Linked DNA regions of Mus musculus: all the other regions are linked to region 2. A link is a loop called in an ENCODE intact Hi-C map of the cell type or tissue named here. Cell type or tissue: left cerebral cortex. All regions are shown on one strand.

Region 1 (8,000 bases), 97 kb after region 2:
GGGTGCTAGGAATCAAATCCCAGTACTCTGCAAGAGCAGCCAGCCAGTGTCCCCAATCTCTGAGCAGTCTCTCCGGAGCCCTGCCCCCATCCCCCACTCCACACCCCAGGGTAGATTAGTTTGAATGTCAACTTGATGAGATTTGAAATCACCCAGGAGACATATCTCTAGGTATGTCAGGAAGGGCATTACCAGAGAGGACTGACTAAGGAGAAAGATCTATCTTGGATTTTGAGCCACCTCATGCTCCAGAGGCCACACTTCCCCAGCAAGTGGGCTTTACCCCTCAGCCCATGAGCCAAATAAACAAACCCTTCTTCTTAAGTTGCTTTTCATCAGGCATTTTGTCACAGCAATGAGAAAAATAACTAAATATTCCGCTCACACAGTATTGCCCCTGCTGGCTTCTGACAGGCCGCTTGAATCCTTCCTCTCCACACTAGCCGAGAGAGTTAAAAAGAGACGTAAAAACAGGGCCACAGTCCCCTTTGCATTTCACTTTTTGTGCATTTATTTATTAGACTTATTTCTTTTACTTTGTGAGTATGCATGTTTTACATGGATATGTATATGCACCGTGTGTGTGCCTATTGGATCCCTTGGGACTGGAGCTATGTATGGTTGTGAGCCACCATATAGGTTCTGGGAATTGAACCTGGGTCCTTGGCAAGAGCAGCAACAGCTCTAAACCACTGAGCCATCGCTCCAGCTCATATACAGTTAGTTCATTTTTACCAGCTGAAGATTAGGCCAGAAGATTGAGCAGACCTGTCCCTGTTATAAAGCACACTCACACATGGTGTACTGGTGGATATCAATACTATAATGAGAGATAAAGAAGACATTTATCACCTCCACTCGGTAGCTGACGGAGCTAGGTCAAGGTCATATAGCTTGGGTGGCGTAATTGGACTTAGTTCCCACTTCTTTCCAACAAACGCCTTATCTAGGTCCCCCAAACCCACAGCTAACCCTTTCTGTTGTCTAGACCCTCCGAATTGCACTTCCTGGCCTCTGAGATGACTTTCAGTGTTTCTCTCACAGACCTCCACAGTCAGTGGTGGCAGACACAGAGAACAAAGAGGTGGCCAGGATCACATTTGTCTTCGAGACCATCTGCTCTGTGAACTGTGAGCTCTACTTCATGGTGGTAGGTTTCTTCTCCTAGCCAGATGGGGGCTTCCATGGGAGGGTTGGTCCAGCATGGCCCAGCAGTGAGGCAGTATACTGGACACCCATCATGGTGATCCCACGGATCAAGAGCCTAGAGGGACTGCCAGGGACTCCCTAGTACTTAACACAGGTCTGACCAGTGTGTTAGCCCACAGCATAGTGATTGCCTCACGAAGCAATCCCGCCTTCCTCACTTGCCTCCCCTGGGCTCAGGGCATGAATTCCAGGACCAATACTCCTGTGGAGACGTGGAAGGGCACCAAAGGCAAGCAGTCCTATACCTACACCATCGAAGAGAATGCTACTGTGAGCTTCACATGGGCCTTCCAGAGGACCACCCTTCATGAAACAGTGAGTCCCTCCCCTCCCTCCCGTCCCTCCCGTCCCTCCCATCCCTCCCTTCCCTCCCCTCCCTCCCGTCCCTCCTGTCCCTCCTGTCCCTCCTGTCCCTGGTGCAGACTGTGACCACAGGGCTCCTGCTGTGAGCTCATGCTGGCTTCTGAGTTCATAATCTGCAGGAGCCAAGCAGGAATGCTAAGCATGGCCTCTGAGGGCTTGAGCCTTTTCTAAATGACTTCCCCTTACAGTCTCTACCACAAGTGAAGCCAGACATATAGCTATTTTTAAAAATAATCACTCTGTTTTTCTTTCATTTTTGAGACAGGGTCTTGGTCTGTAACCCAGGCTGACCTAGAACCTGTAATCCTCATGCCTTAGCTTTCCCAGAGCTAAGATGAAAAGCTTTGCTTTATTTTCTTAACTCAAAAAACAAAAAAAAAACAAAAAAAAAAAAACAAAACCAAACAGATGTACTGCAGAAAACAAATCAACCTGGGCTGTAAAGTGGGCCCTGTCTCAACAAACAAACAAACAAAAAACCAAATCACCCATAAACCTGTTACCCAGAGATAACCCAATTACTATCTTGGAGAGTGTGCATTCTTTGTTTCTATGTCTATCTCTGCCCCTCTCTGCATCCCTTATGTATACTAAGTCTATATTTTCATCCCCACTCCTCAGTCCCTGGCTTTTAGAGACAGGCCATTCTAATCCAGGCTGGTTGTCTTCCACCTTGCGATCCTCCTGCCTCTGCCCCTGAGTGCTGGGATTCTAGGGTAGTAAGACCACACCCAGTCCTAATTTTGATTTCTTTTTAAGTACGTGGATTTTTTTTCTTTTTTCTTTGACAAAGACCCCCCCCCATATATTAGAATTTCCTATAAATTCCCCATGGCGCATAACATGGAACTTAAAATGGGTTAGTCTTGTTAATTACACAAAATATACCTTAAAAGCCATTGTTCTTTTTAAAGTTAAACTATTTATTTATTTACTTACTTACTTATTTACTTAACTTTTGGTTTTTTGAGACAGGGTTTCTCTGTGTAGAGCTCCACCTGCCTCTGCCTCCCAAGGGCTGGGATTAAAGGTGCACACCACCACCACCTAGCTCTCTATTTTTAGTATCGTTCATCTTTAATTTTCATACAAAGAGCCACCATGAAATAAAGTGAGAAAGATGCTTCTAGTGGTTCAGTCAGTACCAGCTGTTGCCATGGAGCCCGAGGACCTGGGTTTGATCTCTAGCATCCATGTAAAAGCCAGGACATGAGACAATTAGTTCAGTGAGAGACCCTGTCTCAAAAAATGAGATGGAGAGTGATGAAAGGAACGTCTGATATCCACATCTGGCTTCTACATGCATACTTACATATGTGCATGTACATTCACATACACATATACACATGTACACACGTACACACGTGTACATGCACAAGTAAAGTGAAAATAAACTCTGCTCTTCCTATGGCTGCTGCTGCTTCAGGCCTCTCCTTTCTCTGCTTTTGTTCCCTCATCTCCAGGGCAGGAAGTATACTAATGATGTCGCCAAGATCTACTCAATCAATGTCACCAACGTCATGGGGGGCGTGGCCTCCTACTGCCGTCCCTGTGCCCTAGAAGCCTCTGATTTGGGCTCCTCCTGCACCTCTTGTCCTGCTGGCCATTACATCAACCGGGATTCTGGGACCTGCCACCTCTGTCCCTCTAACACCATCCTGAAAGCTCACCAGCCTTACGGTGCACAGGCCTGTGTGCCCTGTGGTCCAGGGACCAAGAATAACAAGGTGCCGGGTTCTAAGTGGAATTCTCCAGGGGCTGAAACCCATATGGCCCCCCTTAAACACCCCCACCCCCAGCCCCACACTCAGGTTGTTGTGGAGGACACTAACCAGGAGGTGTCTGTGGGTGGTGAGTCCATAGCAGGAGGTCTTGTCTTCCCTCTGTAGCAGGCAAGTCACATTTTCAGTTGGTGGAGATCAGTGACCCTGTGGTCCAGAGGTTTGGCATCTGTGCAAAGACCTGAAGGGAAGAAGTAGTGGGGGTCTGTGGCCCATGTTTAGCTCATTAGCACAGTAATCTGCCCCCTCTGTTTTAGGAAGGTGAGCCAACCTTTGCTGGTACCTACAGTTAATCAGCATTGCTGCCATCCATCCAAGGGGCTTCTCAGCTCTACGGATAGAAGAATCTAGTGTGGCCCAACAGTGACACTGCCCCCAAGTAGTTTTGCATCCATGCGCATACATGTACATGGTGGCTCCTATCAGTAATCCCTCACTTGGGAGGTAGAGGAGAGGAAGTCAGGAGCTCAAGGTTACTCTTGTCCTACACAGCAAGTTTGAGATCAGCATAGAACTCATGAGACCCTGTCTCCAAAACAAACAAACAAACAAACAAACAAACAAAAAGATAAAACCCCAAACAAAGTACATATGAAGAAAGGCTCTTAGATAGTTGTTAACATTTAGAATTAATTTGTATTTTGACTGCTCACACCAGAAAGACACCTATAAGATGTTATTCATTTATTTAAATTTATTTATGTATTTATGAGACCAGGTCCCATGTAGTCCAGACCAACCTCAAACACTATATAGTCTTGCTCTATTTATCTGCAAAGGGTGTACATTCATTGTACAGACCCCTGAAAATTTTTTAGGGCAGTGGTTCTCCAACTGTTGAGTGGGAGTGGCATGCCAGATATCCTGCATATCAGATATTCACGTGACAATTTCTAATAGTAGCAACATTACAGTCATGAGGTAGCAATCAAGATAATTTTATGGTTTGGTGTCTTAAAGGATCTTAAAGGGCCACAGCAGTAGGAAGGTTGAAGACCACTCACTGTCTTAGGGTTCACCTGAGACGTTCTTCATAGTCTTTCCCTGGAGCGCCCTCTGCTGGTGGGGCAAGGGGAGAATGGCAGTATGTCAGACTGCCTGCCTCTGACTGGGGTCTCTGACACAAGGACCAGGAAACAAAGTTCCTTCCATAGTTGGGTTTCCTACAGAGAACTCCAGCAAAAGGAAGGAAGTTTCAGTGTGTTTGAAGTGGGCATGTGTGCGCCGCATAGGCGGGGAAGAATAGAAGCCTCTTTCTTGCCACTCAGAAGCCCTTATTTCAGTTAAGGCTCTGCTGTCTTCTGCTTGAAAGACAGGGTTGGTCACAGAGCACATGCCCAGCCTGCACAAGGCTCTAGGTTTGGTCCCTAGCCCTATTAAAAACAAAATCAGACAGAGATCCCCCTGTGAATACTGGCACGGGAACCTCAGAGTCCTGAAGTGGAATACATGTGCCACAGTAAATCATAGATCTATTCAAAGACTGAGACAAGGGGACATTGAGCGGACATGAATGAAAAGTGTGTTGGCCGTATTGGAACAGGGATCACTGGCCACCATGATTAACACGAGAGCGGCATCAGTCCAAGGCTGAGTGGACAGTTCCCGGGCAGATGTCCTTGTAAAAGTCCTTTGTGTATCCAAGGGGTGTCCTTTTAAGCGTCTGCACACTGGTGCCTCTGTCAGTCTTTCATGATGGCCACCACTTCAGACATGTTCATCTTATGTGTGCCAATAATCAATAGCAAGGTAGATCCTTTAGGGGTCCGCTTCACTCCATCTAATGTACCTCAGTCCTTCCTTCCTCCTCTTTCATTTCCTCCCGGCTGGCACAAGCTGTGGGGGGGGGGGGGGCCCGCTACTCCACTGCAGCTCTCAAAGCCTGAGACTGGCCACTGACTGGATCCTCTCCCCCTCAGATCCACTCTCTCTGCTACAACGACTGCACCTTCTCCCGAAACACCCCCAGCAGGATTTTCAACTACAACTTCTCAGCTCTGGCAGGCACCGTCTCTCTGGCAGGGGTGCCGAGCTTCACCTCGAAGGGGCTGAAGTATTTTCATCATTTCACCCTGAGTCTCTGTGGAAACCAGGTAAGCAAGCTGTGTGAGCTAGCAGTGTGTGTGCACTGGGAAGTGGAGAAAAATAAAAAGGCAAAACAAAAACACAAACAAAAAACCAACACAAACAAAGAAAAAACAACAAACAAACAAAAACACACAGAATCTCTGAGGCATCCAGGGAAGGAGAGAATTAAAGAGGTTTAAATAGTTGAAGCCAGCCTCCCTCAGGGAGCTAGAAGAAGTAACCTGGGAAATTGGGGTGGGGGTGGGGGGGTCTTTCTATTCCTGCCTCAGCCTCCCAAGTACAAGGTATACACTCATCTCCACGGCTGGTCACTGCAAGGTTAGTAAAGACCAGACGTGCCAGGCAGGGTGGCACAGAAACAATCCCTGCCCTCAGACGGTTGAGGCAGGAGGATCTGGTATTTGAGGTCAGGCTCTACAGGGCAACTATCTCAAAAAAAAAAAAAAAAAAAAAAAAAAAAAAGCCAGAGCGGAGAAGCCAGTTTCCTTCTCAGCACACAGTTTGCTTTGTTTTATGTCGCTCTTTTACAAAATAGAAAGGGAGAGGCTGAGAGAAGAGCGAACAGTTGAGAGGCCGGAACACTTTGGCAGGCGTAAGGCCCTAGGTTCATTCTCCCAAAACCTAAAGACTACCCAGACTTAGGAGTCCTTAAGTACCTAGCAATCCCACGTATTTGGGGAGGGGGGATGAAGCAGGGCAATCATTAGTTCTACTGGGTTCCTCTGTTTGAACCCCTGGGAGTCGGTCCATACAGTGCTTCCAAGACAGCAGAACCACAGCCCCAAGGGAAACAAGAAGGGAGCAAACCCCAGCCCTAATGTTCCAGTAAATGCCATTGGCCTCGGGGCTCAGTTGCATAGCTCAGCTTCTGTCTAGAGGATGCATGCAGATACATAAGGACCCTTGACCTGTTGGTTAGAAGGCCAAAGCAGCTGCTACCAGCACAGTCGAGGTGACCACAGGGAAGTACAAGGCCAGTGTCTAGAAACTGGGACAAATCTTTACCTTCTCCTCCACTCCCGCCTCTTCCCACTTCAGTCTTCTTGTGAGCATCACTCTACTGCAACACAGGATGGTGACGCTTATCGTTTAGATGTGGGGGAATGGGGAATGTCCCCTGTTCCTTTTGGGACTCTTCTGTGATCATTTGCTTTCTTCCACGTGTGCCCTACCAGGGGAAAAAAATGGCTGTGTGCACAGACAATGTCACTGACCTCCGGATCCCTGATGGTGAGGCCGGCTTCTCTAAGTCCGTCACAGCCTATGTCTGCCAGGTTGTCATCATCCCCTCTGAGGTGATGGGCTACAAGGCCGGGGTGTCCTCACAGCCCGTCAGCCTTGCTGACCGACTTGTTGGTGAGTAAGCCAGCTACCCTAGGCTTGCTTGAGTGTGTGTGTGTGTGTGTGTGTCTGTGTGCCTCTCTCAGTGTATGTGCATCTCTTTGTGTATGTGTATATCTATGTATGTGTTTCTGTGTGTCTGTTTGTGTATATGTGTATGTGTCTCTCTGTGTGTTTGTGTTTATGTTTATGTAGGTGTCTCTGTGTGTCTCTGTGTGTGGGTTTGTGTGTCTCTGTGTGTATTTATGTGTATCTGTGTTTGCATGTGTGTCTGTGTGTGTTTCTTTCTGTGTGTACGTGTGTGTCTCTGTTTGCATCTCTGTCTGTGTGCACGCCTCTGTATATGTATATCTCTGTGTGTATTTGTGTTTGTATTTGTGTGGATTTCTGTGTGCCTGTGTGTGTTTTTATGTCTCTCTCTCTCTCTCTCTCTCTCTCTCTCTCTCTCTCTCTCTGTGTGTGTGTGTGTGTGTGTGTGTTACCAAATATGAGGCTGGTGGCTGGAAGATACATGGCCCCATGTGAGGGGTCCAACTTCCTGATCATTTTCCAATTTCATTCCATGTGCCCCTGGCATCACTTTTGCATGAGCCACTCCGTAATATGATGGAATAAAGGTTGGTTGTTGACAGGCTTTGAAAGCATTGAGGTAGTTACCAGCTAACACTATGAGCAAGAACTAATGGGAGCTCTGGTTTGACAGGAGTGTCAACAGACATGACCTTGGAAGGAATCGTCTCCCCAGTTGAACTTTTTCACCCAGAGACCTCGGGAATTCCGGACATAGTCTTCTTTTTTAGGTGAGTATGAAAGACCAGGCTAAAGCAACCTCACACTCTTCCACAAAATCGCCCTCCCCTCCCACCCCGCCCCACAATCCACCTCCTACTTGTCAAGCCTGAACAAGATTGAGGTCTAAGGCTACCCAGTCATCCCAGTAAAAGCTGGCTGTAACTTGACATGAGCGTTTTGCATATTCCTGGGGCCATTGTGCACTGGCTCAGGGAGAAAGATGGAGGATCTGCCATGATCTTCCCTTCCCCGAGGGAGGTCCCAGTCTGTGCTAGCCTTTTCTTTCTTAGGCCAGGGCATTGCCCCCCTTGATTAGATTTCCCTGGTCTCTACTCTCTCCACATAAGGACCAAAGTTTGTACCCTCCCTGTCTGTTAAGGAGAACCTGAGTCCATTCATGCTCAAATCGCCCCATGTTGACTCCAC
Region 2 (8,000 bases):
TCTACAGAATAAAAAATAATGTCATATATATAATGTATATTCTTAAATTTGCTTATTCATCTGTCTTACCCAGTATGTTTTATTCTCTTGGCAGGCAGGGTCTTAATTTTGCCTGCAAAATCTAGCAAGCCCTCAGCATGCCATGGATCCTGGTAAATACTTTGTTTGTTTGATTGATTTTTTAAAAAAGATTTATTTAACTTTTTATTTATATGAGTATACTGTAGCTGTCTTCAGACCCACCAGAAGAGTGCATTGGATCTCATTACAGATGGTTGTGAGCCACTGTGTGGTTCGTAGGAATTGAACTCAGGACCTCTAGAAGAGCAGTCAGTGTTCTTGACCACCGAGCTATCTCTCCAGACCCTGTTTGTTTGATTTTGAGACAGGGTTTCCTCCACTCACTTTGTAGACCAGGCTGGCCTCAAATTCACAGAGATCCACCTGCCTCTGCCTCCTGAGTGCTGGATTAAGGCATGCACCACCACGCCTTATTGGTAAATACCGTTTTGTTTTGTTTTGTTTTGTTTTGTTTTGTTTTGTTTTGTTTTGTTTTTTCAAGACAGGGTTCCTCTGTATAGCCCTGGCTGTCCTGGAACTCACTTTGTAGACCAGGCTGGTCTCGAACTCAGAAATCTGCCTGCCTGTGCCTCCCAAGTGCTGGGATTAAAGCCATGCTCCACCACTTCCTGGCTTTAATGTAATACTTATATGGGAGAAATCAATATGTATGTATACACTTATACAGTAGAAATAGATATATATGTATAAACTGACAACACAGTTGCTTCATGGTATGGGAAGTTTTTATTGTAGATATGAGAGACAGAACAGCCAGAGGCATCTGGAAGAGTCCAGAGAAGAGAGAGAAAGTAGTAGACTGGACAAGGCCAGGGCTAGGGATGTGGGAGAAAGTAAAGAAAGCATCTTGAGATAGCAGGAGCAGGAACCTAAGGGGAGAATAGTGAAAAATGCTGCATTTCAAGAAGGATAAGTAGCTGTCAGGAGGGAAGCAAGCCCATGAACTAGAGGAAGTTTAGAGTAATGGAAGAAGTGAGAAGAGCTCGGATGCTAGGATGGACTTTGAACTATCTAACAGGTACTGAGGGGGCCTGGAGGCCTTCATGTGCTTTGATTGCTAGGAGATGACTCCTATTGATAGACAGTAGCCGGCTTCACAAGGTCCCAAGGAATGCTGGCTTTTACCATGCATAGTCCAGACTGAGCTCATCTCTAGATATTTGAGTTGCCTTTTGGAGTTTGGGGAATTTGGGCCTGACATACATACACGAGACCAAACTGGTACTGAATTCACAAAGACTGCATTATCTGTCTCCCAAGTGCTGGGACTACAGACATGAGCCACCATGTCCAGCTGGCAAGGAGATAGAAACTAGTTAGTTATTATGAGGGTAAGAACCTGCCTAAGTCATTATTCTATCGCTATGAAGAGACATGACCATAGCAACTCTTACAAAGGAAAAGCATGTAATTGGGGCTTTGCTTACAGTTTCAAAATCTTTGTTCATCCTCATCATGTCGGGAAGTCTGGTGGAGGGAGCATGATGGCAGGCAGGCAAAGGTTAGCGAACTAAGAGATATGCCCTGATCCATAGACTCAGAGAGAGACTGTGCCTGCCGGTGGGGCAGCTTTTTAAATCTCAAAGCCCACCCCCCAGTGACACACTTCCTCCAACAAGGCCACACCTTCTAATCCTTCTCAAACAGTATCACTCCTTATTGACTAAGCATTCAAGTACAGGAGCCTACGAGGGCCATTCTTATTCAAACCACAACAGTCACCTAGAGCAAGTAGTTTTTTTTCCACATTAAGGCTCTTCTCTTAAATGAATCTCCTGCTTTGTAAACTATGCTTGAGTACCTACATGAAACCAGGAGGAAATTCCTGAATACTTCATGTGTGGGCCAACTGAAGTGACCACTCTCTCCCCAACATCTTATCTTAGTTTTAGCTGTGATTAAAATCCTCCAGGCTATCAGCTTGATGGCAGGTACCCCACTTCTTGGTGTTTGGCCCTGCTGTCCAGGAGCTCTGCCTTCTTTCTCTTAAGCTTCCTCTGATAAAACTTTTAAACTCACTCTCTGTGGGCTATGAGTTTCTTTTTTCAAATTCAAGAGAGAACAGCCTGAAGCCACTGATCCACTGAGCTCCTGGCACCTTAACTCCTGGATTAACGCCCATCTCTGGCAAGAGACAAGGCTTCCAGCAAACTCAACAGTAGTACTTTCCCAAAATATTTTTATTGAACATAGTTTTTAGAATATATAAATCTTTCATGCTAAATAGGATATCAAATTACAAATTTTCTATCAAAGAGACCAATGTGGCTAGTAAAATGGCTCAGAAGGGAAGGAGGCTTGCTTCTAAACCTAACAACGTGAGTTTGGTCCCCAGGCCCCTCGTGGTAGAAGGAGAAAACTCACTTCTTTGAGCCGTCTTCTTATCTCTACATGTACACACACACACACGTACACACAGAAAAACACACAGAATAAAGAAATGCAAAAGAAAAGTGATATTTGCAAGCCGTGGAGCAGAATGGGTTACCAATGGAGTTAGCAATGAGAAAAATGGATTTTGTTTACAGATGTATTAAGAAAAAGCGAGAAATAACTTCTAAGAATGGGAGGAATGCCTTTCTTTTCTTTGACACTACTGAGGATTGAACGCAGAACTTTGAACCCATTAGGCATGTGTTCTATGGCTGAGCCACATCTCTGGCCCTTGTTTTATTGAAATGAAGTCTCACTACATGGCAAAGGCTGATCTGAAACTCACTCACTCACTCACCCACCCACCCACCCAAGTTGGTTTCCAACTTGACATTCCCCCAGCTCAGCCTGTTTTATTTTTATGTATGTGTGAGTGGTTTGTCTGTGTGTATATTTGTGTACCACAAGCCTGCTTGTGTGCCCACAGAGTCCAGAACAGCAGTGTGGGGCCCATGTAGAAGAAACTCAAAGTAATAAAATTAATGTTATAGAGGACTTAATGATAGATTTCCTTCACACAAGTAGAATTTAGCTACTTTTGCCTCCAAAATAATTAAAGGTAAGTAGCATGCTAACCAGCTCTGTTAGATAAATGAAGTTTTGGATGCTAGGATATAAATGTTTATTCATCAGGAATGACCAGCACACATTAGATCATATCTGCCATTAGACAGAATTGATTGAAGTGTACTTTGGGACTGGGACCCAAGATGACAGTGTTTGTGAAATGCATGCTTGTGAAGTGTATAAGCCAATGTGTATATGAGTTAGTGTCTTAGAGTTTCCATTGCTGTGAAGAGACACCACGGCCAAGGCAACTCTTACAAAGGTGCTGGCTTAGAGGTTCAGAGGTTCAGTCCACTATCATCATGGTTGGAAGCATGGCAGTTGTCCAGGCAGGCATGGCTCTGGAGGAGCTGAGGGCTCTGTATCTTGATCTGACTACAGCCAGGAGAAAGGGTCTAAAAGCCCACCCTACAGTAACACACTTCCTCCAACAAGGCCACACCTCCTAATAGTGCCACTCCCTGGGCCAAGCATACTGAAGCTACCAGTTAGTACAATCCTGTCAAGGCTGACTCTAATTTAGGCATTAACCACAGTCAGCCAGGCACTTTAGTACAGATCTTTGCCTTCATCTCTAAGTGTGAGGAACAATTTTTATTATTATTTCTACAACAGGATCTCCTGGAACCAGAGGAACATATCGTTGTGAGCCATCACTTGGATGCTGGAAACCTAACGAAGGTCTTAACAAGAGAAGCAAATGCTGTCAACCACTAAGCCATCTCTGCAGTCCTGTCTTGCTTTGTGGAATGTCCTGTGTGTATACACACATATGTAATCCAAGTGATTATATTAGTGATTATGTTAGGGTTTTTCTATATATCTTTTGGTTTTTGATGCTGTAATTTCTTAATTTGAGTATATTTTTTTCAATGACTCTTTTTTTTCTTCTTCTGGTTTTTCAAGACAGGGTTTCTCTGTATAGCCCTAGCTGTCCTGGAACTCACTCTGTAGACCAGGCTGGCCTCGAACTCAGAAATCCGCCTGCCTCTGCCTCCCAAGTGCTGGGATTAAAGGCGTGTGCCATCACTGCCCGGCTCAAGTACTCTTTCCTACATCAAACACTGTGGCTACTCTACTAGTGGTTTCCTCCTCTTGACTGTCCATTCCAAGTCTTCTGACAGTTTTGTTCTAGGTAACCAGGCGGTTCACAGCCAGCAGATGGCACTGTAGCAGGAATGGACAGAATTCTTAGGTTTCTGAGTGCAGCACTTTCAGTCAGACTCTAGAAAAGCAGACCCAGCTGTCTATAATTGAAGGTCCCAGTTTACAAAGCAGAACCTAAAGCTTTGTTCCCTGCACGCCAGCCCACCATTAGACTGTCATCATCTAGTCAAAACATCTTCAGAGAAGCCAGGGTACATTTCTGAAGAGGTGAGGCCAGCATGACTTAAACTCTGCAGATAAAGGAAACTATCCTGGTAATTTAAGGAAAAGAAAGTCATTCTAACAAACAGGAAGCTGTCTGAATGCTTCTGACAACCGAAAGCTTTAGGATCGGAAGCATGTGGCTTTTGTTATAGTTTCTTATTCCGTTTACGAAAGTCAGAGGCAGCTTGGCTAGATTTCCGCAAGAAGCCACCTAACAAGGGCTGTCCCAGGAGTCCGAGCAACTACTGTGGTATCCCCCTCAGCACTCAAACTCTCGTCGGGTTTCAGATATTACAGCACATATTACTGCTGCAGAGCATAGAAGCAAAACAAACAAACAAAACAAAACAAAACAAACAAGCCGTGTCCCCAAGAACGGTCCAACTATCCTGACAGTGGTGACGTTTTCAGCTTGGTATGGTAAGATACAGTGACCCTGCTGTAGTATACACACGTGCGCCACCTTACGTGCAATTGCTTCGCATTATAGCCTGGTTCCCAAGTGTTTTCTCTTGGAACTGTACCTGATTTCACTACCAGTTGTCACCTAAATAAGTTGGAGGAAACGGGATGGCTTTCTTTTGTTTCTTGGTCATGAATCACTGGAACCCTAAGTTTTGTTCTCAAGTAGATACAACGGGGAACGACATGTTCTGGCACACTGAACATGTGTCACAGAGCAATCCCTACAGCCTTTATTTTTCAAACACACTGTCTGGGTCCAGTCGGTCTAATTAGACAGGAGCAAGCAGGCGGACTTCCGGTTGCCATGACCACAAAGGAAGCCTCGCCCAACACGCTCTCCTCCCACTACGTAGGGACGCAGACGCTACGCAGGCAGGGCGAGGCTTTGGCTCGACGATCAGCTAATTATGCCTGATTGAGTTCGGCGTTTCTCTCGCTCGGCTCTCGCGCTTGCGTACTACGGCTCGTTCCCCGTCACCACGGCCCGGATCGGGAAGTGTCAAGTGGGAGCCGGGTTCCCCCGCATTTGCAGCCGCCACAGCTGAACCCGGACCCCTCACCCCAGCCGGGCACTACCGCCATGACGAACGGTGAGAGCTGGGGGCCCGAGCGGAGGGTGGCGGTAGAGGACTGGGACCAAACGTGGCGGGCGGGGCTAGACTGACGTGGCCGTTCCCCCCGCCCCCTCCCAGCCCGGCCCCCCTGGACCTTGGGGAGCCCCTAACTCCTGTCTGGGATGCTCCTTGCAGTTTCTCTTTTCTCAAGCCCATCAAGGTACCCTAGTGCCACACCTGACTTTTCGTTATCACCCTTTACTCTCTTTTCTTTCCTAGAAGTTGGTTCTGGCCGCTGGGGAGGTCGTTCACTATAGAATTATGTTGTTAGTCCCCAGGGGAGAGAAGCTGTTATCCAGTTCCCTAAGGTCTCATACTTTCTGACAGTAAGCTGGTTGAAAGGACTTAGTAATGGTATCAAATCCCACCGTTTGCGGGGGAGGTGATTGTAGACAACCCCCAAAGTTTTTTGTTTGTTTGTTTATTTTGTTAATTTAAAAGACACCAAAAAAAGCCTTCATTCGTTTGACTAAAGTCCTAGTTGGGTGGCTCCATCTGGAGCTTCTGGCTAATACCGCAAAGGGTGGATTTAGAAGCCGCCTTTTATTAGTGATGGAGCACTTGTAATTTTTCCAGATTGCTTCAAACAATTTTATAGTCATGATTTTCAGGTTCTAGAGCATGAATTAAGACCTTTATAGTCAGTCTTACAGGAACGGAAATAAGAAAGCCTTTTCTAGGTACTATGATTGGAGAGGCTCGGGAAAGTATTTCTCATAGACTTCCATAGACGTGACACTGAAGACTGAAATGTCATTTCCTTGTGAATTTTGGCATTGTCTCTTAACTTATAGGAGTAAAAGAGCAAGACATAAAGGCATCCATAGAAACTGTCTGTGAGCTGACTGATATACTGGAACTAGCTGTGAAATAGTTTCACTGGAAGAAGTCAGTATAGTCCAGAACTGGCGGGAACCGACAAAGACCCTGATTGTATATAATATCCATTTGAAGCTTTCTGGGTAGTCAGTCTTACCATAGTACACAAAGTTAAAGAAGGAACGGAGGAAGACATAGTGTAAACTAGGAAATAAAATATTCTGGCACAGTTGATTACTGAATAAAATCTGCCTTTATGTAATTCATTTTGCTTACCTGGGTATCACATGTAAGAAGCAGAACTAAGAGCTTTCTGTGTCACCTAAGCATCAGATACATTTTTGTTTTGTTGTTTTGAGAGTGGGCTTTGCAGGTTGTATTTGGCATGCCTCTAAGCCGAGCGTTGAGTAGGAGGAGGCAGGCAGACCACAAGTTTAAGGCCAGCCCTGCCTACACAGCAGGACGCTGTGTGGAGCAGAAGCAGGATATGGGCTCCCTTTCCCCTTTGTAACTTGGGCTGCACTTAGCTAACACCAGTGTTCCAGGGGTGCATCGTTCTGCCTCATGGACACCAGTGCTTCCTGTCTTCCATTTTGTGCCCATCTTTTGTCCTGGCAAGAATATGATTTGTTAACTGTACTGTACTTGAAATAGCAACGGAGTATAGCAAAAGTGTAGCCATATGAGGTTTAACTCTTGGAATTTCCACTAACGTTTATGGTCCGCCGTAACATATGCTTTACCAACAGATGCAGATCTGAAAATCTTGGCTAAAGACTGAGCTTTCCTGCATCAGATGAGTGATTTATATCAAGAACATATGTAAATCTGTATGCTCAGACTCCGAGGACTAGCCGAGTACTAGCCTCAGTTACTTCCAAGAGTGCCACACAAATACACGTGTGTCTTCTAGTTTGTAGTGAGGGCGGGGGAGTGGAGTGATAAAGGGGCTTTTTACAAGCAGGTTGGGGAAACAGTGCCAAGATCATGGACCCTTCCTGTTTACCGTTGGCCCTGCCGTTGAGGTGGCCTCAGCACTGCAGTCTGGGCAGCATCACCTCCTCAGGCACAGCAGCATCAAAGACTCTCTCTCCTTCTCTTTGTGACAGTGTACTCCTTGGATGGGATCCTGGTGTTTGGTTTGCTCTTTGTTTGCACCTGTGCCTACTTCAAGAAAGTACCTCGTCTCAAAACCTGGCTGCTGTCGGAGAAGAAGGGAGTGTGGGGTGTATTCTACAAAGGTAAGGCCTTATCTGCATGCAGAGAGAGAACATACGTAGCTACTTCTCAGCAACGGAGTATAGCAACAGTGTAGCCGTATGAGATTTAACTTTCGGAATTTCCACTAACGTTTATGATCCGCCTGAACATATGCTTTACCAACAGATGCAGATCTGAAAATCTTGGCTAAAGATTTTTGTGGTTCTAGAATAGAAGGCGTAGGACCAGGGTGATATTTGGACTCATGTTTACTATATGAGTGTGTTTGTGGTGTGTTGTAATTGTGTGGTTGCTGCTGTGTACACTTGGCTAGCTGAGCTGTGAGCTTCTGGAACTTGTCCTGCCTACTTAGCCTACAAGTACTGAGAGCACAGGTTTGTATTACAATAGCCATATTTTACGTGATTTCTGGGATTTTGACTCAGGTCC
Region 3 (8,000 bases), 400 kb after region 2:
TGCCTCCCACCCACTGGCAGACAGAATGAAAATCACTGCTGAGGTCTGAACCCTTGTAAAAGCCTTTCCCCCACATTCCTTCATGTAAGCCTCAAGGCCGTGGTGGCGGACTTCTTACACATCAGAACTTGCCCTGATCTGGCCTAGGATTTGCCATAGGCCACCAAGGGAACAAACTGGGGACTTTAGCCATGTTCCTCCCCACAGGCATCTTTGTCTCCCTTTGTTCCCCTTCCTGGACCCCTTCTCTGCTTGGAGAGGGGGCTCTCTCTGGTGTCCTTGATTCTCAGCGCTCTGTTTTTCAATCACAAGACTTCCACTGCTAGATCTTAGTCCCTGAAATACCCTGTTCTGGGGCTCCTGCTCCAGCTGCTCCAGCCATCCCTTGCTCCCCAGCCCTCATATTCCAGCTTGAACCACAGGGATTCAACATCTAAGTCCCTGATGCTGAGGCTGTCACTCCTTCCCTCCCTGTTCTGAGTCCAAGAGAAGAAAACAGAGATTAGCATCCTGTGCACACAGGAAACAAAGATGCCAGTGGCCCCAGGAAGCCCCACTTACGTGCTCCCTGCTCCCTGGTCCTGTTGCTATGTCAGCATCTATCTCCTGTAGACAACCCCTTCTCTCCCAATGTTAGAAGGAAGAGCAACCCTGGTTTCTAGTCTATTCCTGTGTGCCTGGCTAGAGGGAGTTTAGCTGAGGTAAAGTTATCCCCAGACTCTGTCTGCCCTGAGCACTGCTTGACTGCAGACAGACAGATGGCTCACCGTCAGACAGAGTGGAGCCCAGTGGTCTCTGCTAAGCCTCTTAGGTAGTCACTGCTCCTTTCCATTACTGAAGTTCATCTGATAGATGACTCTGGTGGTGTAACCAACATGCCCGTGACAGTCCTAGATCTCATCACTGTTCTAAGAGCCCTGAGCAGAGGTTGGGGACTGGGAGCAAGGGTAGGGGTGGGGATGAGGGTAGGGGGTGTTTTCTGATTTGGTGGAGAAGATCTCACCTTGAGCAAAGCCTCTTCCCAGGGACACAGCCTCCTCATCTGTAACACACATTCCCAGTGCCCTTCCCTTCCATGTGCTTCTACTTAGAGCCAAGTACTGGTTTCTAAGGGCTGGAACTCAGCTGGATAGAGTTCAAGTCTAGAATTCAGACCACTGTCTGTCTGTCTGTCTGCCTGTCTGTGCTTCATTCACGACGGACTCTGCAGGGGCTGTCCTAGCAGTCCGGAGAGCAGAGGAGGTTGTATGTAGCTGGCCTCTGTTCACAGGGGCAGAACCGCTGTCTGGCACTGCAGCAGCTGGGGCTCTGAGAGGCCTAGGGACTCTCGCGGTTTCTCATGGCCGTGCTGTGTGGGAAGAAGGGCAAAAGCGAACACTCCTCTCCCACCTCTGCCAGAAACTCGAGGACATGAGCCTGGGAGACCTCAGGGCTCCGTGAAAACTCAATGTGGGATGCTTGCGAGGGGTGGCTGAGGCCCGGAAGGAGCATCTGACAGAAGACGACTCAGGCAGGCACGGCAGAGCTCAACACTCAGCCTCACCATCTCTCACTAAATCAAATGAGAGAGAAGCCCATGATTTTTCAGAGGTTTCCCCCCACCCCCACCCCAGGTTTGACACTTTAAAACTCTGAAAGTAAAGAGTCAGTTTACTAAGCAATTCTGGGCTCCCTCGAACTCCTGGGGTCAGGTAGCTTGCCTCAGGTGTCACCCAGCTGAGCCTCAGGCCAGGGACGGGGTGTGGGGGGCAGGGGAGAGCTGTCATCTCTTCCTTCCATCACCCCTATTCCCTAAGGATCAGAAGAGCTGTCATTTCCCCATCTCACAGGAAACCAAACCCAACTGAGCCCAGGGGCACACTGAAGTGGCCAGGGGCCAAGAGAAGCAGCTGCCTTGGGTGTCATCTTGCTGCAGGAGTGGAGAGGACCTGGACTTTTAAGGTCCCCTTTGAGACTGGGTAGGTAATACGAGTCTTTCCCCTCCCATTACCCTGGGAGAGAAGGTTGGAATGGTCCCCAGAACTGGGCCAGCACTGGCCCCAAAGTGTGTCTATCTCACTCACCAAGCTCCCAGATGGTTAGAGCTGGGTTTCCACGTGTGAACTCGAAGCTTGTGCGCAGGAGGCAGCCTTTGAGAGAAACACAGCCCAGAGAGCCAGGGGAGGCAGCCACCAAGCTGTTTCCCCCACACACAGACAGGGTATTGATCCTGCTCGCTCACTCCCCCCCCCCCCCCCCCCCCCCGCCTTTTCTCCACTTCATGGCGCAGCTAATGGCCTGGAAAAGACTGGCCAGCTGTTCCCCAGCTGTGACATAATGAGCCCAGGGACGATCAATGCCGTTCCGGTCTCTAATTAGGCCGGGAACTGGCTGGGGTGAAAGTGTGGCCTGTTTCCTGAGGGTGCAGCTTCCACTCCAGTCCCCAGCTGCATTTTGCTGGCAGCCACCTGGGCCCCTGCATCTGCACCCTGGAGGAATAGACAGGGCCCTCCAGTGGCCATTGAGAGGGTTTCTGGCCCAGAATTCTGTCTAGGGAGGCAGAAGTAGAGGCTACAGAATCTCTCTCTCTCTCTCTCTCTCTCTCTCTCTCTCTCTCTCTCTCTCTCTCTCTCCCTCCCTCCCTCCCTCCCCTTCTCTCTCTCTCTCTCTCTCTCTCTCTCGTGTGTGTGTGTGTGTGTGTGAGAGAGAGAGAGAGAGAGAGAGAGAGAAAGAGAGAGAGAGAGATGGCTTCCCCTTGCTTGCTGTCATATCCTATTCTCTGCTTGCAGTCACTTGGTGCAGTGGTCTTCAACCCTGGTCCCCGCCAGCTCCATAGGCCTGAGGCTCTGTCGAGGACTCTCCCAGACACAGGTCCCAGATACCCAAGCCAGAGGCTAAAGGCAAGTCTGGCCGCTGGCCCAGCCTCCCTCTGCTATTCCTTCCCTCATCCAGGGAGGCAGGGACCAGCGCTTCAGTGTGCTCAGTGCAGGGGAGGAAGTAAAAGGTGTACATTCAAGCAGAGACAGGAGGAGAGTGGAGAGCTGACCCAAAGCCTGGAGCCAGAGAGGAGGAGGGAGGAAGGAGGGAAACAAAAGAGCCAAATAAGAAAGGCAGAAAAGGCGAGAAAATGGGGCAGTCAGTCCAAAGAACGGGAAGCTTAGGGAAAAGAACCAGGCCACGCCTTGTGCTCTGTGCTCGGAGGGTCAGCCCCCAAGCGTGGGATCAGATGCCCCACTAGGGAAGCTGAGGTGCCACAGAGACTCTCCAGGGGCCTGGTGTGTAATTTCAGGACCAGGAAGAGAATGGTTGGGGTCAGAAGGGCACAAGGCAAGAGCAGGGGTGTGTGGGCGGGGCTGCCTTGAGGGCTGAACAGGCCAGTGAGCTGTGCTCTCTAAGTACTGGGGGAGCTGAGAGCAAAGTCAGAAGAAGAGGAGGGGGTATTTTAGGATCCCCAAGAAGGCTCTGGAGGGAGGGGCCTGGGATTTCTGCAGCCTCTAATTCAGAGCAAGTCAATATGGCCCCGTGGTTTTTAGGGGTAGCCTGGGTTGAAGAGTATACATTGCCAGCCAGCCCTAGCACCATTTGAAACTTCAAACACAAACCGATCAGACCCAATTGATTATGTTTATCCCTTTCTTGGGCCATCCCCGACTCCTGGGCACTCTTTCTGTCTGGCTGTGATTCCAAGAAGAGACCCATTTGGAGAGACCAAAGTGTCCAGTTTCGTTCATCTTCTATCCCACCTGCCCAGGCAGTGAGCCTTTGAAGCGTCAGGGCCACAGATGGAGCCCGCCAGGAGCTACCCAAAGACCATAGCTGTTGGCTCAGATCAAAATGCACACAGGAAACGACATTCCCCGGCCAGCAGTCTCGATTCAACTATTCATCAGAAGCCGAGGCTTACGGAAGCTAACCTGTCCACACAGGGGAGCTGCGGGGACATCAGTTCATCAAACCCGCCACAGCCTTTTCTCTTGGGAGATCTGTCCCTCCTGCCCACCCTTCACAGCCGAGACTGCAGCCATGTGGAAAGGTGCCCAAGAGACCACAAGCCCCCAGGATAAAGAAAGCAGGTGTGGGGTTGGCAAAGAGAAGCTGTGTAGCAAGACACTGCAGTAACTCTTCAGAGCTCTGTGGCCAACACTGCCCTCCTGTGGCTAAAATGTACCAGTGCAGGCGGAGGGCCCTGAAACCTCTCAGATTGGTTGGTTCTCTTTTCCCATCTTGAGCCTTCTTATCCAGGGTCCCCCTGCCTCAGTATGAAGCTGTAGACGCTCTCTAGATTATTCCTAAAAGCCAAACTGTAAGAAAGACAGATTCTACATAGCACTCTTTATCACGCACTCTGAGGGGGCACTCACAAGACATCTCTCAATCCCAAAGGAGCCGATCAGAGTTAACGGTCTCGGAGTGTGGTCAGATGGGCATGAGAGCCAAGTAAGGCATGGTTCTTTCTGATCGTGGGTATTCCAGAAGTACAGGGAGAGAACTAGGACGAACGAAGAGTTGCTAAGGAGAAAGACCATGAGGTGGTGGCCAGCTTGGAGAGGAAAGAATTAGCTTTCCCTTGTGCACACTTGGGCCTGGTTGGGTTGGGCTAACCACAAGACACTTGAACAGTTTTCCCCCAGAGACATAGAGCAGAAGTGGCTCCAAGATGACACCCAGGGCTGGTTTGGTTCTTTCCAGAGGGGAAATCAGCCCAGCTCTTTGTTCATAGGCCAAGGCTAAAGTTGGTCTTCAGTTGGGCATCGGAAGCTGGCCTTGGGTGCCACACCCCCATGGGTCAGCCTGGGCAGCGTTTTAGGACGTCAGGAACCTAAATGGGGGGGTTTCTGGTATCCAAACTGCTCCTCTGTCCCTTTTCATTTCCTCCCCAAAGATCAGACACGCAGCCTGCACACAGTTACCTGGCCTAAGTTCTAAAGACTCCACTGGAAATCAGAGGAGCATTGATCTCCGTGTCTGCTCCCCTCTGGCCTGGCCGGTTCTCTGTGTTCCCTCTGGCCTTCCTTTTCCATCGGTCCTACATCCTAGCTCCTTCATGACATACACACTTTATGCTCCTCTCTCTGGTCTCAAAACACAAGGAAAAGCCAAAGTGTTTAGTTTAGCTCCCTTTTCTCTGGAACTTGTAGGTTCAGTCATATTTAACTGTTGACTCTCAAAGATCACTGGGGATAGACCCTGGTTTCCCTGACCACAACATTTTGCTGTGTTGATGTCCAAGTGTGACCCCTCAGCCAGGCTCACAAGACCCCTGCAACCCCATAGAGCTGCCTGTCTATTCTCCCTTCTATTCTCCCTTCTTTCCTACATGCAAATTATTTTCCTGTCAAGTGAACGACTCAAGATGGACATCTTGATAATTTCTTTTCTTCATCTTCCTTCCTTCCTTCCTTCCTTCCTTCCTTCCTTCCTTCTTCCTTCCTTCTCTGCCTCTCTCTCTCTCTTTCTCTCTCTCTCTCTCTCTCTCTCTCTCTCTCTCTGTGTGTGTGTGTGTTTGTGTGCATGTCCCTGTATCTGTGTGTGAGTGGTCATGATGACTAGGGCATGTGCATATGTCTGTGCACCCATGTGGAGGCCACAGAGCAAGTGTGGGTGTCATCTTTGGAAACGCCTTACATCTCTTTTGAGACAGGGTCTCTCATAAGAACTTACCCTTTAGGCTAGACTAGCTGCTCCAAAAAGCCCTGGGGACCCTGTCTCTGCCTCCCTGTACTAGAGTTGCATGCACCTGCTATCACTATTGCTATCTTTACGTGAATTCTGGGGATCAGGCTCACATCCTCTTGCCTGCACCATAAGCGCTTTAACCCGAGCCATTGTCTCAGATCTTTCCTTTCTTTGAGACAGTCTCAAATGTAGCATAAGCTAACCTTGAATTCATGATCCTCCTGCCTCAGCCTCTTGAGTGCTAAGATTACAAGGGTGTATATCCATTCAGGGTTCCTGATATTTTTTTCCTTTATTGAAAATACGTTTGTTTTTAATACAATTCATCCTGATTACAGTTTCCCTTCCCTCTACTCCTCCCAGTTCATCCCCACATCCCTTCATCTGGTTCTATCCCCTTTCTGTCTCTCATTAGAAAACACTATGTACTATATATATATAATACAATATAATATAATACAATATAATCAAACACATCAGAATAGGACAAAACAAACAAACTAAAGGAATGAGTCCAAGAAAACTCATAAAAAATAGATACAGATGTGGAGACCCACTTACACACTCAGGAATCCCTTAAAAACACCAAACTGGTAGCCACAGAAGATACGCAAAGGACCTGTAGAGTGAGAGGAAGAGACAGAGAGACGGAGAAGTTTAAGAAACAAAAATCTCTGACATTACATTATGGAACAAGGGACCACCAAAGCTGCCGCTGAATTTGTTCTCTGCTGGCCAGTACTGCTGGACACACAGCCAGAGTAGTTTGTTCCCCCAGGGAGACTCCCTTAGAGGAAATTAAATTTTCATTTGCAAGTAATTATCAATTGGAGATAGCCAACCCACACCTGACACTGTTTGGGGGAACCAAGAACCTGAGACTAGATAGCTTAGGGGCCTAAGGTAAAGCCAAGTGCTACTGCTCTATTAAAAGAATGTAGCAAACAACTCCCAGTGACATTTTGCTCTGCTCATAGATCAGTGCCTTACTTAGCCATCATCAGAGAAGGTTATAGGAACAAATTCAGAGACACACAGCCAGACAATATACAGAGAGTGAGGTACCTTGAAATACTCAGCCCGCAACAGAAGTCTCCATCAAATCTCTTCCCTCGGGACTCAGGGAATCCTGGGAGCAGAAAGAATGTAAGAACGAGAGAGGATGGAGGACCCCAAGGAATCAAGATCTACATAACAGAGTCAATGCTCATGTGAACTCAAGGCAGCGAATGAGGCAGCATGCAAAGGTTCTGGGTTTTTTTGTTTTGTTTTTGGTTTTTTGAGACAGGATTTCTCTTTGTAGCCCTGGTGTTGTGGAACTTGCTCTGTGGACCTGGCTGGCTCCAAACTCACAGAAATTCACCTGCCTCTGCCTCCAGAGTGCTGGGACTAAAGGTATGTACCATCATTGCCCAGACTTGATATGTGTGTGTACATATATATGTATGTATTATGCATATGAGTGCTCTATCTGCATATACACCTGCATGCCAGAAGAGGACATCAGAGTCCAGCATAGATGGTTATGAGCCACCATGTAGTTGCTGGGAATTGAACTCAGGACTGCTGGAAGAGCAGAAACCACTGAGCCATCTCTCCAGCCCCCCTGATATGTTTTTGCACTCAGCGTTCTCCATGATTTGCTAAGCCTGTGCCTTTCTCCTGAACCACCAACTCCTCCTCAGCTTCCTTCCATCACTTACAGTCAGCATCACTCCCAGAAGGAGTTTCTAATCTCCTACAGCACAGCATGGCCACTGTGGTCGGAAACTAATGGACTCTTCCAAGAATAACCCACAGAATTGAGCATGGAGATGTAAGGCTGCAATCCTGGTTCTTAGGAAGCTGAACTACAAGGAATAGGAGTTCAAAATCAGCCTGAGCTACATAAGGACCCGTAGCTCACAACCATCCTTTACTTTAGTTCCAGGGGGTCAGATACTTACTTCTGACCTCCCTAGGTACCAGGCATTCATGTGCTACACAAGCATAAACACAGGCAAAGCACCCATATACATCCAGACAGTGGTGGCGCATGCCTTTAATCCCAGCACTCAGGAAGCAGTGGCAGGCTGTTCTCTGAGTTCGAGGCCAGCCTGGTCTACAGAGTGAGTTCCAGGACAGCCAGGGCTACACAGAGAAACCATGTCTTGAAAAAACAGACAATCCCGCCCCCCAACAACAACAAAATATCCCACTTATATACATAAAGTAAAAATATGTAAAAGAAATAAGTGATACAAGTGTGAAGTGATGTTAATTACTCTGATCCAGCAACACATTGCATACAATTGTGCCTTGTGAAAACATACAATTATTATGTGTGAATTGAGGATGGAGACAGC

Evidence for each region. Peaks named below come from ENCODE experiments on the same cell type or tissue, not always from the same donor. Only the 100,000 strongest peaks of a DNase experiment are listed, where the experiment ranks them.
Region 1: it touches region 2 in a loop (2.0-fold over the local background); 5 of 42 quality-filtered maps call a loop at or near these places.
Region 3: a loop joins it to region 2, with 4 times the contacts of the local background. A loop is called at or near these places in 2 of 42 quality-filtered maps.

Annotation. Positions count from the first base shown.
Region 1 is chr3:108,463,052-108,471,051 of GRCm38, reverse strand. Elapor1 (endosome-lysosome associated apoptosis and autophagy regulator 1) reads left to right here. Exons shown (of 22, transcript NM_001346518.1): 12 at 1,045-1,150; 13 at 1,387-1,524; 14 at 3,036-3,299; 15 at 5,273-5,446; 16 at 6,617-6,797; 17 at 7,486-7,582. Among named protein-coding and RNA genes, the nearest start is that of Sars, 22 kb to the right of the region's middle. In left cerebral cortex, a CTCF peak has its summit at 4,404 (motif pointing left); DNase peaks (open chromatin) are centred at 4,429 and 4,752.
Region 2 is chr3:108,559,778-108,567,777 of GRCm38, reverse strand. It overlaps Tmem167b (transmembrane protein 167B), which reads left to right and starts at 5,312. Exons shown (of 3, transcript NM_026198.2): 1 at 5,312-5,507; 2 at 7,460-7,591. The coding sequence starts at 5,498. In left cerebral cortex, CTCF peaks have their summits at 4,254 (motif pointing right) and 4,956; DNase peaks (open chromatin) are centred at 4,616, 5,307, 6,808, 7,023 and 1 more place; H3K4me3 peaks cover 2,233 bases; H3K27ac peaks cover 2,449 bases.
Region 3 is chr3:108,161,033-108,169,032 of GRCm38, reverse strand. No RefSeq gene overlaps it. Among named protein-coding and RNA genes, the nearest start is that of Gpr61, 10 kb to the right of the region's middle. In left cerebral cortex, CTCF peaks have their summits at 2,497 (motif pointing left), 3,931 and 4,134 (motif pointing left); DNase peaks (open chromatin) are centred at 2,382 and 4,118; H3K4me3 peaks cover 338 bases; H3K27ac peaks cover 1,136 bases.